Regions from separate parts of the Homo sapiens genome. Here region 2 is linked to region 1. The links are chromatin loops, found by intact Hi-C in ENCODE. Cell type or tissue: dorsolateral prefrontal cortex. All regions are shown on one strand. Each heading gives the region's core, and the rest is flanking DNA. Links, peaks and the distances in the headings are about the cores only.

The links. A loop is a pair of places that touch in the nucleus more often than their neighbours do. Peaks named below come from ENCODE experiments on the same cell type or tissue, not always from the same donor. Only the 100,000 strongest peaks of a DNase experiment are listed, where the experiment ranks them.
Region 2: a loop joins it to region 1, with 4 times the contacts of the local background. A loop is called at or near these places in 12 of 110 quality-filtered maps.

What each region holds. Positions count from the first base shown.
Region 1 is chr5:32,229,233-32,236,593 of GRCh38, reverse strand. MTMR12 (myotubularin related protein 12) reads left to right here. Exons shown (of 16, transcript NM_001040446.3): 14 at 1,465-1,632; 15 at 2,660-2,821; 16 at 6,247-7,361. The coding sequence ends at 6,816. It also overlaps the pseudogene RNU6-1079P. Among named protein-coding and RNA genes, the nearest start is that of GOLPH3, 59 kb to the right of the region's middle. RefSeq lists enhancers at 2,545-3,016, 3,870-4,414, 4,415-4,960. In dorsolateral prefrontal cortex, for the core only: CTCF peaks have their summits at 3,757 and 3,957 (motif pointing left); DNase peaks (open chromatin) are centred at 2,691, 3,963 and 4,358; H3K27ac peaks cover 4,230 bases.
Region 2 is chr5:32,468,403-32,475,763 of GRCh38, reverse strand. No RefSeq gene overlaps it. Among named protein-coding and RNA genes, the nearest start is that of ZFR, 27 kb to the right of the region's middle. In dorsolateral prefrontal cortex, for the core only: a CTCF peak has its summit at 3,809 (motif pointing right); a DNase peak (open chromatin) is centred at 3,785.

The DNA of each region.
Region 1 (7,361 bases), core at 1,406-6,405:
CTGGGATTACAAGCGTGAGCCACAGCGCCTGGCCTTGTTTTGTTTTTGAGACATGGTCTCTCTCTGTTGCCCAGGCTGGAATACAGTTGCACAGTCATGGCTTACTGCAGTTTCAACCCCCTGGGCTCAAGCAATCCTCCTGCCTCAGCCTTCTGAGTAGCTGGGACTATAGGTGTACACTACCATGCCTAGCTAATTTTTGTATTTTTTGCAGAGATGGGTTTTGCCATGTTGCCCAGGTTGGTCTCAAACTCCCGGGCTCAGGCGATCCATCTGCCTCAGCCTCTCAAAGTGCTGGAAATACACACATGAGCCACTGCGCCTACCCATATGTTTTTGTATATCTTGAGAAAAGGGGGACTGGCAGGCACCATGTCTAATGGGGAAAGAGTCTGAGGTCTAAGAAGAGACCTGATCTGCTGCTGTTCACCCAGCCCTTGGAGAAGTCACTTGTATTTTCTGAGCCTATTGCCCTGCCTATACATTGCAGTTCAAATATTTTCCACTCTATTTAATGATATTATGCATAAAATGAAGTGTGAAATAAAGTTGCTGTACAAATGTTTCTTAGCATCTCAACATGGACATATTGGAGTTTTGAAGGAAAATTGAAAAGAAACATGAGCCCTGTGTGAGACCCTGGGGACCGGCCTCCAGGCATCTCCAATCTTCCCTTTCCTCCTTTGTAAGGGAGAGACTAACATAGCTTCTCTTAGCCCCCTGGCAGGATCACTGGTTAATCAGGGAGGATAAGCGCTTTCTAAATGATAAAGCACACTAGAAACTACTCTCCCTGCTCATCAAGGGCTCGCCTCTGGGAGCTAATAAATGAGGCTTGTGGATTTGTAAAGATGCATTTTGAAAACATTTTGAAACTCACTTTCACTGCTTCTCCCTTGTCTCCCATCCCCGTTGTCTTCTGGGCCCTCACTGCGGGGTGGACAGGAGGCTTCTCCTTCCACGTTGGTCTCCAAGATCAAACCCTGTCAGTTAGTGTGTGGGCAGGTGGGGAATAGAAGTTCCCTCCCACCCCCCGTAACTTTTCATTGACAAAATTCAAAGTAGCACTCATAATTAAGTACATTGTTTGGTAATACAGTACTACTAATGGAAGAATGGAATTTTTTTGGAGGAGATAATATTTTGCTTAATTGGGGTTCTAAGTTAGTGTTTTCTATTATCAGAATCAATTGCAGATGCTCATCTGTAACACTGATCCATAATGAGGTTTTTACATATTTCGTCTTTGAAATGTCTTTGACACAGATAGGCATGTAAATCGCAAGCATGTGATTTCAGTTGAGCATATTTCTCACTTGGGATGGTATGGAGTATTCTGTGTTTCCCAGAGAATGAAGTCCTCAGAAGTGCTTATTCCACAGCTGTTGAGGTGGCTGCCCCCTGAACTCAGGATGGCTTGCTCTGGGCTCTGCCCACCAAGTAACGTATCTTGTTTTCATGCAGGTTCCTGTGTTCCTGCTTTTCCTAGATTGTGTCTGGCAGCTGGTGCACCAGCATCCCCCGGCATTTGAATTCACAGAGACTTACCTGACTGTTTTGTCAGATAGCCTGTATATACCTATTTTTAGCACCTTCTTCTTCAATTCACCTCATCAAAAAGATACTAACATGGTAAGAGTCCCTCTTAGGAACCTGTGTATTAAAGAGGCTTCTTCTCACAAGTAGGATGCAGTAATACTGATGCTACAAATAAAATGGTGCTCACTTGGCAGCACATACACTAAACAAAGTTGGAATAATACAGAGAAGATTAGCATGGCCCCTGCGAGAGGATGACATGCAAACTCATGAGACGTTCCATATTTTAAAAAAGATATTGAACACTAACTACATACCAAGCATTGGTCTAAGAGCTTCTTAGGTATTAATACTTACTCCTTACAGCACCCTATGGCATATGCATTTTTATTATCCTGGAGGAAGCTGAGGCAAAAAAAGGATAAGTAACTCACTCGTGGTCACATGGTAAATATTGGAACTGGAAGCAAGTGTTGAAGCTGGGGAATTAAGCAAAATTCAAAGCTGTCCATTTGAAAGACAGTTAGACCAGATGTCCTCCGATTTTGCCTGATGCCTGGAACTCCTCTGTGAAGAGAATGGGGACCAGCAGATCAGGGAAGCTAGCCTTTTCCTTCCATCTTAACCCTTTTGGCCCTTCCTGGACTGTGCCCCCAATTAGATAATCTCAGTGCTTCTGAGCAGCCTCCTGAGGGCTACAGGCTTTGCTTGAGCTGGGAGGATTACCAAATCCCCCAGTGAAGTAGGAGCAACAGCCCTGCTTTCAGAGCTCAGCCTTGTGACTCACCAGCTTTGTGACCTTGGGCAGTTCAGTTTTCTGAGCCTTGGTTTCCTCAAATGTAAAATTGGAAAAACAACAGTTGCCTCGCGAGGCTGTGGAAGCACCCAGCACAGCGGCTGGCGTGTAGACTGCTGGAAAGGAAGTGTCCTTGTTCTTGCCCTCCTCCCACACCAAAAGCTTGTAGTGAATAACCACAGGTAGCCTCAGCCTTAAATGCCCATGATTATTCATTCTCAGGGCAGAGCAGGAGCATGCTTCCTGGTGCCTGTGTCCAGAAGTATGTGTTTGCCTTCCTCAGCCCTCCCTGGAAAACAGCATGACCTGTGCTTGTTTTGGCAGGGTAGAGAAGGCCAGGATACACAAAGCAAGCCTTTGAATCTGCTCACCGTGTGGGATTGGTCGGTGCAGTTTGAACCCAAAGCCCAGACATTGCTCAAAAACCCTCTTTATGTGGAAAAGCCAAAACTGGACAAAGGCCAACGGAAAGGAATGCGCTTCAAAGTAAGATGTCCACATGTCTAAACCCCCTTCAGCTGCCCAGACCCCGTGCATGTAATGATAAAAGGTACTTACGGATTCTGTCTGCCAGCATTTTCTACCCCTCGAAGCAGTCTGCAGAGTTGAGACTTGTGATGGTCAAATTGTCAAGGGCCATTAGAATCCTTTGCTTTCAGCAAATCACCTTTGCCCTGGTACAACAGGGCCATTTGCCAGATGTCACTGTGGATGCTGCCACCCTGGTCATACTCCATGGAATCGTGCCTCTTGTCCTGCCTGTGTGTGTGTGTGTGTGTGTGTGTTTGTGTGTGTGTGTGTGTTAGTAGAGTAAAAGGAACATTGATTGTGTGGGTTTTACTTGGCCGATACCAGTTCATTTATTATAATAAATAGTAAGACTTTTCTTAATGAGCTGTGCCTGTAAACCACAGGTTGCAAAACTCTGTCAAGGGCTGCAAAGTCTCTGTCACAACTACCCCTCTACTGTTGTAGTACAAAAGAAGCCTTAGTCTGCTCTGCCCTTGGAGTAGCCATTCTTTATTCCTTTACTTGAAAAAAAAAAAAGGAGCCTTAGTAGGTGAACAAGTAGGCATAGCTGTGTTCCAGTGTTTACGAGAACAGGCGCCAGGCCAGATTTGGCCGGAGGGGTGGCCAGTTTGCTGACCTATGCTATGAGCCACAAATGTCAGAAAGTCATTTTAGTTGATAATCCCAAAGTTCCCTAACTGATGAATTATTTAACTGACATTTCCTAGCTCTGTCTCCAGGCCCAGAATTTCTCCCCCACAGAGTCCACAAAGGAGAGAGCAGTGATGGTAAGTCTAAGTCGATGTGTGTCACTGCCTTCTCCATGCCATCCTTATCCTGCCTGATCTGGAGGGCTTCAGAAAGCCTGGCCCTTTCTGGTGTCAGAGTTGGTTCCATTCTAAAGAGGACTGGGGACCTGGGTGAGCCACGGCCAGCAGAGACGATGTTGGCTGCTGAACGACTCAGAATGGCCACTTTGCCCTTTTAGGGGCCGCAGGCCCAGGGTGGAGTTTCCCCTTTCTGGCTGAGCCTCTTCTGCCAGTTTAACCAGAATTGCCCTGAGCCCCAGAACAGCTTGGCCAGAAATTGGTTTTTCTTCAGTGTGTTGTGCCCCCTGGTGGCTGCATGCACATTCTCATGAGAGCTGGATTGGCACCAGAGAAACTGCCCTGTGCCAGAGTGGCAGGGGACCTCAGAGACAGCGAGGACAACGTCTGTTGTGTTACGGGAGGAACCTAAGGCTCCCCCTTCCAATAATGGATTTCATTTCTCTCCTCAGACCTAGCTTTTCTAATCATCTCTTTTCCTTGGGAGATAGGGACAGACAGCCTAAGCTCCAGGAGTTGGCAGGTGGGAAAGGACTGAGCTGAAGGGGTGGAGAATTTCAGGTTGCACTAGCTAAATCACAGTTGGGACGGGGGCGACAAGAAACCTTGAAGCCTTTGGGTAAGAAGACCAGATATCAGGTGGAGCAATGTGTTGAGCGGCCTGGTGGCCTGGGGGAAGTTCTGCAGAGACTCTGAGGAAGCAGGGGCTGAGCAGCATGTGGTGCTGCCGTGCAAATGCCACACGGTGGGGGGGACCCATTCCAGTGTGCAGCCTCGGTGTCAGCCGCAGGCCCGGGCCAGGCTTTGGCCTGCAGAGCTGCTGGCATGTCAGCTGGTCTTGAGTGCTCCCTTTGCTTAGGAGATAGAGAGAAGGGGGCTTCCAGGACCAAGGAGAGCTCAGTAGAGAGCCCAGGCTCTGGAGCCAGACTATTTGAACCACCTTTGGCACTGAGCAGCAGTGCCTTCGGCAGATTGCTTACCTCTGTGCCTTAGTTTCCTTGCTTGTAAAGTGGGGCAATAATAGTGACTTTGAGAATGAGGTGCTCAGTGAATGTGAGTACTGAGCACAGAACCGAGCAGGCAGGAAGCACTGGGTGGTGGTTCAGTGTAGTCCCTGCCCTGCCTGACACATCTTCACGATGGAGAAAAAGAGAGGCCACTGAATCCTGGCCTTCATCTTTCCTGACCCTGGATGGAAAGTCAAATCCTGGTCACCTCCGAGCTGTGGTCTTGTGGATGGTTTTGTTTTCTTTTTAATATTTTTATTGTTATTCCATATTTCATAATAAGGAAATAATTTTCTTTACAATAAAGAATATCTTTTTACAAGGAAGAACCATTGATGGAAATATGTTAGAGAGTTTTAGAGTGAACCTGAAAATTAAGTTGTTATCTCTTCTTACTTCAAATGAACAGTAGCAAAAGAGCTGGACAAACAGCTTCTCCCCACATGTTTTTACTTCTGCTTTGGGCACTGGGGAACCCTCATGACCTTCCGACCACATCCATCTTTTACAACCCTTTTTTTTTTTTTTTTTTTGCGAGCCAGAGTTTTGCTGTCATTGCCCAGGCTGGAGTGCAACGGCGTGATCTCGGCTCACTGCAGCCTCTGCCTCCTGGGTTCAAGCAATTCTCCTCCCTCAGCCTCGGGTGCCCACCACCACACCCTGCTAATTTTTTCTATTTTTAGTGGAGATGGGGTTTTGCCATTTTGGCCAGGTTGAGGTTGGTCTTGAACTCCTGGCCTCAGGTGATCTGCCCGCCTCGGTCTCCCAAAGTGCTAGGATTACAGGCATGAGCTACTGCGCCCAGCCTCAAAACCCTTTCTCAGTGCACCCCCAAATATAATACTCTGCTCTGGCCACAGAGAGAATGACCAAGGGGGGAAATATGAAAATGTGAAAATGCTCTCCCATTTTCTACTCCATGCAGGTTGCCAGACAAGTCTGGTCAGCTTAGCTGGCTCATCACATTTCTTTGCTCTCACCTGCCTGTTTTCTGTATCTAAAAGAATCTTTATGACTTCGGCTTAAACTCCCACTGGATGCCTGATAAGCTGCTATTTCACCCATGTGATAGTATCTTCTGGTAGTTAGCAGTGCCTCCTTGCAGTTGTTCAGAAGATTGTAGTGGTTAACAGCCTTAAAGTTCTCAAAGAAGAAACATCTTTTTCCCTTTAGAACATGAATGGGCCTGACCCACAAGTTCCCCTAAATCATTAAACTATCTTAAGTTAAACAGCTTTTTCAGAAGTGCTTTGTGTCCTGTGGTGCCCCTGTGACAGAGGAGGAGGGCACCAAAAGCTCCTTTCTCTGTGTCCCAGCATGCCTTTCTGCACAGCTGCCACGTGCACCTGCTTCCCCATTTGTTTCTGGTACAGTGTGCACCATGGCAATACACAGGAATACCCCACCTCTGGATGTCACAGCGTGTTAATGAGTGTGCATTCACATGGCAACACTGATGTCTCTTGGAACTTGTTAAAGCAGGGTTATGCTCTTTTTGTTATGGTAACAGCTGTTAACTGTGCCTGTTATGTTAACCAGTGATTTTTATTTGTGTTTTCTCTCAAAGCATCAACGACAACTTTCTTTGCCACTTACACAATCTAAGTCATCTCCCAAAAGAGGATTTTTCAGGGAAGAAACAGATCATTTAATTAAAAACCTTCTGGGCAAGAGAATTAGCAAACTTATTAATTCTTCTGATGAGCTCCAAGACAACTTTCGAGAGTTCTATGACAGCTGGCATAGCAAGTCCACTGACTACCATGGTTTGTTGTTACCGCATATCGAGGGGCCCGAAATCAAAGTCTGGGCCCAGCGCTACCTACGTTGGATTCCAGAAGCCCAAATCCTAGGTGGTGGCCAAGTGGCCACTCTGAGCAAACTCTTGGAAATGATGGAGGAAGTCCAGAGTTTACAAGAGAAGATCGACGAGAGACACCACAGCCAGCAGGCCCCCCAGGCTGAGGCCCCCTGCCTGCTGAGGAACTCTGCCCGCCTCTCGTCTTTGTTTCCTTTCGCTCTGCTCCAGCGACATTCCTCTAAGCCCGTCTTACCCACCAGTGGCTGGAAAGCTTTGGGAGATGAAGACGATTTGGCCAAACGAGAAGATGAGTTCGTGGACCTAGGGGATGTGTGACCTGTTTGTTGAGTGATTGTGAAAGAGGAATGTGGGAGATTGGGACAGCTGATCCCTGGATTTGTGTCACGCTACAGCTCATGCTGGCTGGGTCCTTAGCCCGGCACTCCGTTAGAATAAACCTGGGCCTTCGGGAAAAGAGGTGGCTCTCATTATTTTTCATGATTCTAAAAGACTATGCAATTAAAACCGCATCTGTAGTATTACTAATTGGAAGGAATTATTACTTGACCCGTAATAGGGTTGTGGCCGTTTTCTGATGCCTAAGTATTATACAGAGCCCACAATGGCCAGTTTACTACCAGAAAGGGCTTCAGTAAGATATTCTTGGACTTGATACTTTCTTCAGATCCTCTTTGTGCCAAGATAATTTATCCAGTCATTGGGAATAGTAAGTTTCTGTGTAACCCATCTCAATTATAGAAGCAAGTTCAGCTTTATGTATTTGTATGGGGAGTTGAAGATTCAGATAGAGGTATTAAGATGTGTGGCATTTACTTAAACCATCACATTTTTTTCTTTCTACGCCCCCTTGCCTGTAAAAC
Region 2 (7,361 bases), core at 1,534-6,533, 240 kb before region 1:
TGCTCGAGTTCTCAGCCTTGTTGCTTCCTGCCAGGGAGAGATGTTCATGGTCCTGTAATTTGAGCTTCCAAAGGCTCAAATTTAGCCTGAAGGTAAAAATCAAGGAGGCTCAAAATTTTAGCCTGGAAGGTGCAAATCAAGGAATATGTATCAAAGTAATAGGAACAAAGGAACAATCTTCTGCTTCTTGCCCTTACCATTGAGTTTCTCCCTTCTCATTCAAGATGTCGCCATGGTAACTCATGTGTGCCTCCAAACAGCCGTGATGGGCCCCGTGGGAGACTGGATTACTACTCTCAATTTTTCACTCCCTCCCTGTAACAGAATTCAGCATCCACAGCCTTTGCCCCAGACTTTGCAGGGTCCCCCACTGGAGTCCACAGAGCACATTTTCATAACCCACTGATGCTAGTCTTGACTATGTGATTTGTTTGCCAATGGAATTTTTTTTTTTTTTTTTTTTTTGGCAAAGTCTCACTTTGTCACCCAGGCTAGAGTACAGTGGAATGATCTCGGCTCACTGCAACCTCTGACTCCTGGGTTCAAGCAATTCTCCTGCCTCAGCATCCCAAGTAGCTGAGATTACAGGCGCCCACCACCAAGCCCAGCTAATTTTTGTATTTTTTAGTACAGATGAGTTTTCGCCATGTTGTCTAGGCTGGTCTTGAACTCCTGACCTCAGGTGATCCGCCCTCCTCGGCCCACCAAAGTGCTGGGATTACAGGTGTGAGCCACTGCGCTGGGTCTTGCCAATGAAATATTAAAGGATGTCACCCGAGCAGAGGTTTTCAATGAGTTTGCATGGTCTGGGCTGCCTTCTCAAACCTCTGCTAGCTGCCAAGAGAAGCTGCTGGTCCCAGCGTGAGAGCCGTGTGGGGCAGACGTGATCTGGATCCACAGCCTGAAGCAGAACCACCACAGCTGACCTGAACACCTATAGGTGAGATACATAAATGTGGTGTTGATGTTGTAAGTCGCTGAAATTCAGTGTGTTTTTCAAGTAGAATCATTGCAGTAAAACCTGACTGACCCAGCCTCCTTCTTTGGCACGTCCCCAGTGCTTACCGTGCAGCTCCACGTCACTCCAATGGTCACTCCTCACCAGGCATTAACTGTGACTCTTGCTGCCCAAGTTTCCACCCTCCCTGCTGTGGCTGGTGCCCTGTTGGTCACCCCTGTGACATGTCCCGTTTCTCTGGAGTCAGAGGCAAGGTACAGCTCCCCTCTGTTGCTGCTGGAGTGAAATACCTTTTTCCAATCTGGGTTAAACTCTTTGAGGCCATAAAACACAGCTCCCTGTGCTGTTATCTACAGCTCTCAAGCTTGACTGATTCGTTTTTCACTTCAGTAAATGATCCTTCTCCCCAGGAGACTGACACAAGACAACTGGGCCAAAGATCATTTGAGACGCTCCTCAGGGCTACATTCAAACCATATCCCCTACCGACCCAGGAGAGAAAGCTCCCTTGCTGCAGTGAGTGAGGTATTCTAGAATACTGCCAGGAGGAGAAAGGTAAATGTGGGTTATATCCCTCCAGGCCAGCTGACCGGCCCCTGCACCAGGCATCAGGCTCTTTTGAGAAAAGAATCCCAGATGGCCCAAGTGGAAATTCACATGAGCTCCATGGCATAAGCCTACACTCTGGGACTCTACTTAAGATAAGTGGCTGGTAAATGATACGTTTACCTTTCCATTCTCTAGAGAAGATAGTTCTGTATCAAGCGAGTCCTGGAATAGTCATTATCCATTCATCCAACAAATATTCAAATACGGAGCTAAGCACCAGAGACACAAAAGTGAAGGAGGCAAAGTCCTTGCCCTCATGAAGTTTATGTTCCTGGGAGGAGAGTAAGGAAACAGAAAATAAGGAGATAGACATATAAAGACATCATTTTCAGTAGTGATAAGGGTTATTTTAAAATGTAAGGTAGCCAGATGCGGTGGCTCACACCTGTAATCCCAGCACTTTGGGAGGCCTAGGAGGGAGGATCACGAGGTCAGGAGGTTGAGACCATCCTGGCCAACATGGTGAAACCCTGTCTCTACTAAAAACACAAAACATCAGCCAGGCATAGTGGCGGGCCCCTGTAGTCCCAGCTACTCGGGAGACTGAGGCAGGAGAATCACTTGAAACTGGAAGGCGGAGGTTGCAGTGACCCCAGATTGTCCACTCCAGCCTGGACAAAAGAGCAAAACTCCACCTCAAAAAGATAAATAAATAAATAACGTAAACCATGGAAAAAGGCCTCTTTTACGTACAGCAGCGGGAGAATGTCTCTGAGAACCTACGTAGAAAACCCTAAGTAGACACCTGAATCCAAGGACCCCACCATCCCCCTGATTAAGGGACGGAACACACCATAAGAAGTATGAAGAAAGAACAAACTACAATAGGAAGAACAAACACAAGGATCCTGAGACTGGAGTAAAAGTCACAGACCATCATGAATGCCAGTGACTGGAGGAGAAGGAGCCAACAGGAGTCGGAAGCAGCGGGTGGCCAGGGGCCAGCTCACGTAGGGGCCTGTCCGCCACGTAAGGAATTTGAGTTTTGTTTTGTTTTTATTTTATTTTATGAGACAGAGTGTCACTCTGTTACCCAGGCTGGACTGCCGTGGTGTGATCTTGGCTCACTGCAACCTCTGCCTCCCAGGTTTAAACAATCCTCCTACCTCAGTCTCCCAGGCAGCTGGGATTACAGATGTGCGTCACCACGCCTGGCTAATTTTTGTATTTTTAATAGAGACAGGGTTTCACCATGTTGGCCAGGCTGGTCTTGAATTCCTGGCCTCAAGCAATCCCCCAACCTCAACCTCCCAAAGTGCTGGGATTACAGATGTGAGCCACTGCTCCTGGCCTTGTTTTGTTTTTGATTTTTCTTCCTTTCTTTTTTTTTTCTTTTTTTTAGAAATAGAGTCTTACTCTATCACACCCAGGCTAGAGTGCAGTGGTGCCATCATAACTCACTGCAGCCTCCAAATCCTGGGCTCAAGTAATTCTCTCACTCTGGCCTCCCAAGTAGCTGGGCTTACAGGTGTGTGCCACCACACCCAGATACTTTTTCTGTCGAGACAAGGTCTCTCTCTTTTTTTTTTTTTTTTCTGGAGACAAAGTCTCACTCTGTCACCCAGGCTGGAGTATAGTGGCATGATCAAGGATCAAGGCTCACTGCAGCCTCGACCTTCCAGGCTCAAGCAATCCTCCCATCTCAGCTTCCTCAGTAGCTGGGACTACAGGCACACACCACCACACCTGGATAATTTTTGTTTTTTTGTTTTCTGGTTTTAGAGACAGGGTTTCATTATGTTGCCTTGGCTGGTCTTGAACTCTTGGCCTCAAGCAATCCTCCTACCTCAGCCTCCCAAATAGCTAAGATTACAGGCAGGAGCCACTGTGCCTGGCAGGAATTTGAGTTTTCTTAGAGGCGGCTTGTGATCTGATGAATATATTTAAAATCTAATCTACACTGATACAGGGGATGAAGGAGGAGGCAGCAAGACCAGTTAGAAGGTTACTGCAATAGCTTAGATGGGAGATACCAGTGGTTTGGATGAAGTGGTGGTGGTAGAGGTGGTAAGACGTAGTCAGATTTTGGGTATAGTTTGAAGGTAGAATCAACAGGACTTGCTGAGCAATTGGAGGTGATAGGTGAAGAAAAGAATCAAGAATAACTTCCTGGGATGGGCAGACTAAAGTGGGAGTGGCTCTGGCAATCATCCCCCCAGCCTGTTTCACATGGTAACACAGATCCCCCACTGTCATTTATGTAAGAATGTTGTGAGGACAGCTGGATATGCCAGTTGGTGGCAGTCAAGGGACAGTCCAGGCTGGCAGTATAAACCTGGGAATCATTAGCTTTTAGATAAATTTGAAGCTGTGAACCAGGATGAATTCTCAAGGAAGAAAGTGTAGCAAGAGAAGAGAAGGAGCTGAGAACAGATTCTGAGGCATTCCGGTGTGTTTAGAATCCTCCATCTAGAAGATGCCTTCAGACATGTGGGTGGTTCTCCCTTTGGATGTAACAGGGGACCCATGTTCTTGGGAGCAGAGGCCTCAAGGGTCTTGGTGACCCCCTCCAGTTTTTGCATGGGCCCTGGTGTCTGGCCCCTGTTTCTGCAGCAAGGAGTCTCAACTGAGGCTTCAGCTCTAAAGAAACACAGCCAAGTCAGGGCTGAGTTACAGGCAGAGACTCCAAGTAAACTGATAATTCGCTTTGTGTTGTACATGGTTTCACATAAGTTCTGTGGCCAGGAAGTCACTTATGTTGTGTGGGAAGAGCAAAATTGGGATGAAGATTTGTTAGCATTTAAAATTTTCAACTTATCTTTTAAGCAAACTACTAAGTTTTTAAAATAATTCTTTCATGGTTGCTAGGGTAGATATGGTCACTTGCAATCAAACTGTGCTGCCATATCTTAGTTTTTAAAATCTTTCCAATTATGGAGAATGTATAACTTACACAAAAGTAGACCAAATGGTACGATAAGTGCCCCACCCCATATTCATTATCTAACCTCCAAAACCATCAATCCATCAATCCATGGGACAATCCTGCCCCAACCAAACCCTCACCCACTTCTTCTCCTCCCAAACTATTTCGAAGTAAATTTCAGACATGACATCATTTCATCCATGAATATGTGAGTATGTTTCTCTAAAAGACTAGGTATTTTTGGTTTTATTTGTTTGTTTTTAGAAGAAGATCTGGCTATATTGTCCTGGCAGGTCTTGAATTCCTGGGCTCAAACAATCCTCCTGCCTCAGCTCCCAAGTAGCTGGGACTACAGACATGTACCATCATGCCTGGCTAAGATTAGTTTTTAAAACGTAACCACATCCAGGCCTCCCCTGGCCTCAATCCCACCACTTTTAACCCTTGTTTTGAACAGTAAAGGGTACATACAGGCTGGGCACGGTGGCTCACGCCTGTAATCCCAGCATTTTGGGAGGCCGAGGTGGGTGGATCATTTGAGGTCAGGAGTTCGAGACCAGCCTGACCAACATGGCGAAAACCCGTCTCTACTAAAAATAAAAAAATTAGCCCGGCATGGTGGCACACACCCGTAACCTCAGCTGCTTGGGAGGCTGAGGCGTGAGAATCGCTTGAACCTGGGGGCGGAGGCTGCAATGAGCAGCGAGCGCGCCACTGCAGTCCAGCCTGGGTGACAGGGCAAGACTGTCTCAAAAAACAAGCAAACAAACAAACAAACATACAATGGATTATCATTTAGCCTTTAAAATAAGGAGGAAATCCTGCAATATGTTACAACATGAATGAAACTTGAGGATATTATGCTAAGTGAAATTAAGTCAGTCACAGAAGGACAAATACTGCATGATTCCACTGCAGTGGTATTTTTAAATAGTCAAATTCATAGAATCAAAGAGTGGAATGGTGGTTGCCAGGGGCTGGGAGAAGGGAAGTAAGGAGTTGCTAATCAACAAACAGAAAGTTTCAGTTAAGCAAGGTGAATAAGTTCTACAGAACCTGCCACACAATCTTTTCCTTATAGTTAACTGTATTGTACACTTAACAATTTGTTAAAGAGAGTAGATCTCATGTTGTGTTCTTACCACAATAAAATCAAATTTTTTTAAGAATGATTTGCTGGGCCGGGCGTGATGGCTCACGCCTGTAATCCCAGCACTTTGGGAGGCTGAGACGGGTGGATCACCTGAGGTCAGGAGTTTGAGACCAGCCTGGCCAACATGGTGAAACCCCATCTCTACTAAAAATACAAAAATTAGCTGAGCACGGTGGCAGGTGCCTGTAATCCCAGCTACCTGGGAGGCTGAGGCAGGAGAATCGCTTGAACCCAGGAGGCGGAGGTTGCAGTGTGCTGAGATCATGGCATTGCACTCCAGCCAGGGCAACAAGAGCAAGACTCTGTCTCAAAAAAGAAAAAAAAAAAAAGAAGAAGGATTTTCTGTGCAAGTTCACTGTGGGATTCTGAAGGAGTCTATGATTCTCATTAACAGCCTGATGTTAGAATTCCTACATGACACCTCCAAAAGGAAAGTTCAAGATAAATGAAGGCTGTACAAAATCGTGTCTCCACATAATCATGTGCTCACACCCTGACTCTTTGACGCGCCCTCCTGCTCTCCACCCATACAATGTGCCTGTATCTGTCTCCTTCACTTCTGTTGCCTTTTTGATTGTGAGCCCTTGCTCAAAGAGTCTGCTTCAGGGTCTGTGTTTATCTGTCTGGCTTATATGAGAGGTAATGCCAACATTTAAATTGCCAACATTTAAATCCCAGCTCTGTCTCTTTAAATAGCTGTGTTACCTTGGGCAAGTGCCTTAAACTTTCTGTGTGTTAGTTTCCTCATCTGTAAAATGGAGATAGTAATAGTAACTCCCATAATGGAGTTCTTACGAGGATTAAATAAGATGGCACGTGTACAGTGATTAGAACAGACTTGGCACAACAGTAGTTGTTGTTTTTTATTAAAATATATACAAAGCAAAAGTCTCTGTTTCCACTGCTCTATACCCTGTGGAGCTGTTGCAGTCATCAGTGGCCCTGAATTGCAGCCTCTTGGTCTTGTGGCTGTGCATTGCACCTTTTCAGGTAGCTTCCCTGGGAGCACTGGATTTCCACACTGCTAAGCCCCCGGGCTGGTTCCTTATCCATTACACCCAGTTAGTTGGGCACCTTCACTGGGAGAAGAGATGCATAAACCCTTGCCTGTTCCCTGCTCAGCTGTGGGCCCTGAGGTCCTTTCTTGGCAGGCTGAACTGACCTTGAACAAGAAGGGAGGTGCAATAGGCACACCTGAGGCACCACAGTAGGGGTCTGGAATCAGTCAGGTTGCTGGGGGCGTAATGTCTGCTATGCTTGAGCTTCTCAAAACCCTAAGCCACAGGAACGTGCCACCCTCCAAACCTCTAGGTTCTACCTCTGTTTCCCATTCCTGGTCTGGGCCAGGAGTCCTCCGGTCCACAGGCCTGGCTTGTGTTTGACATCTTGCCCTGCTCTCTCTGGCCCAAAGGGTCTCTGCTCAGTCTTCCTCTAAAGGCTTTATTGATCTTCCTTTCACATTTAAATCTACAATCTACCTGAAATTGATCATGTCTCTAGTTTGAATATTCTGCAGAGAATTGAAGTGACAATGATTGGCATTCGTTCATTAGGCAATGGTGTCTGTCCAGACTGTTCCTCCAGGTCCTGCTTTCTCACCCTGAAGAGCTGACTTTGTTCCTGCCCAATTCCAAGCCTGATCTCCCAGCATTCCCACTGAGTCTAGGCTCTCTATGGTCTCCCCTAAAATCTCCTGTTTATCACATCAGCCAGAATTGGTTTCCATTTCTTGCAACCAAAGGTCCCTAATTTTTATACCCTCAGAAAAGTGGATG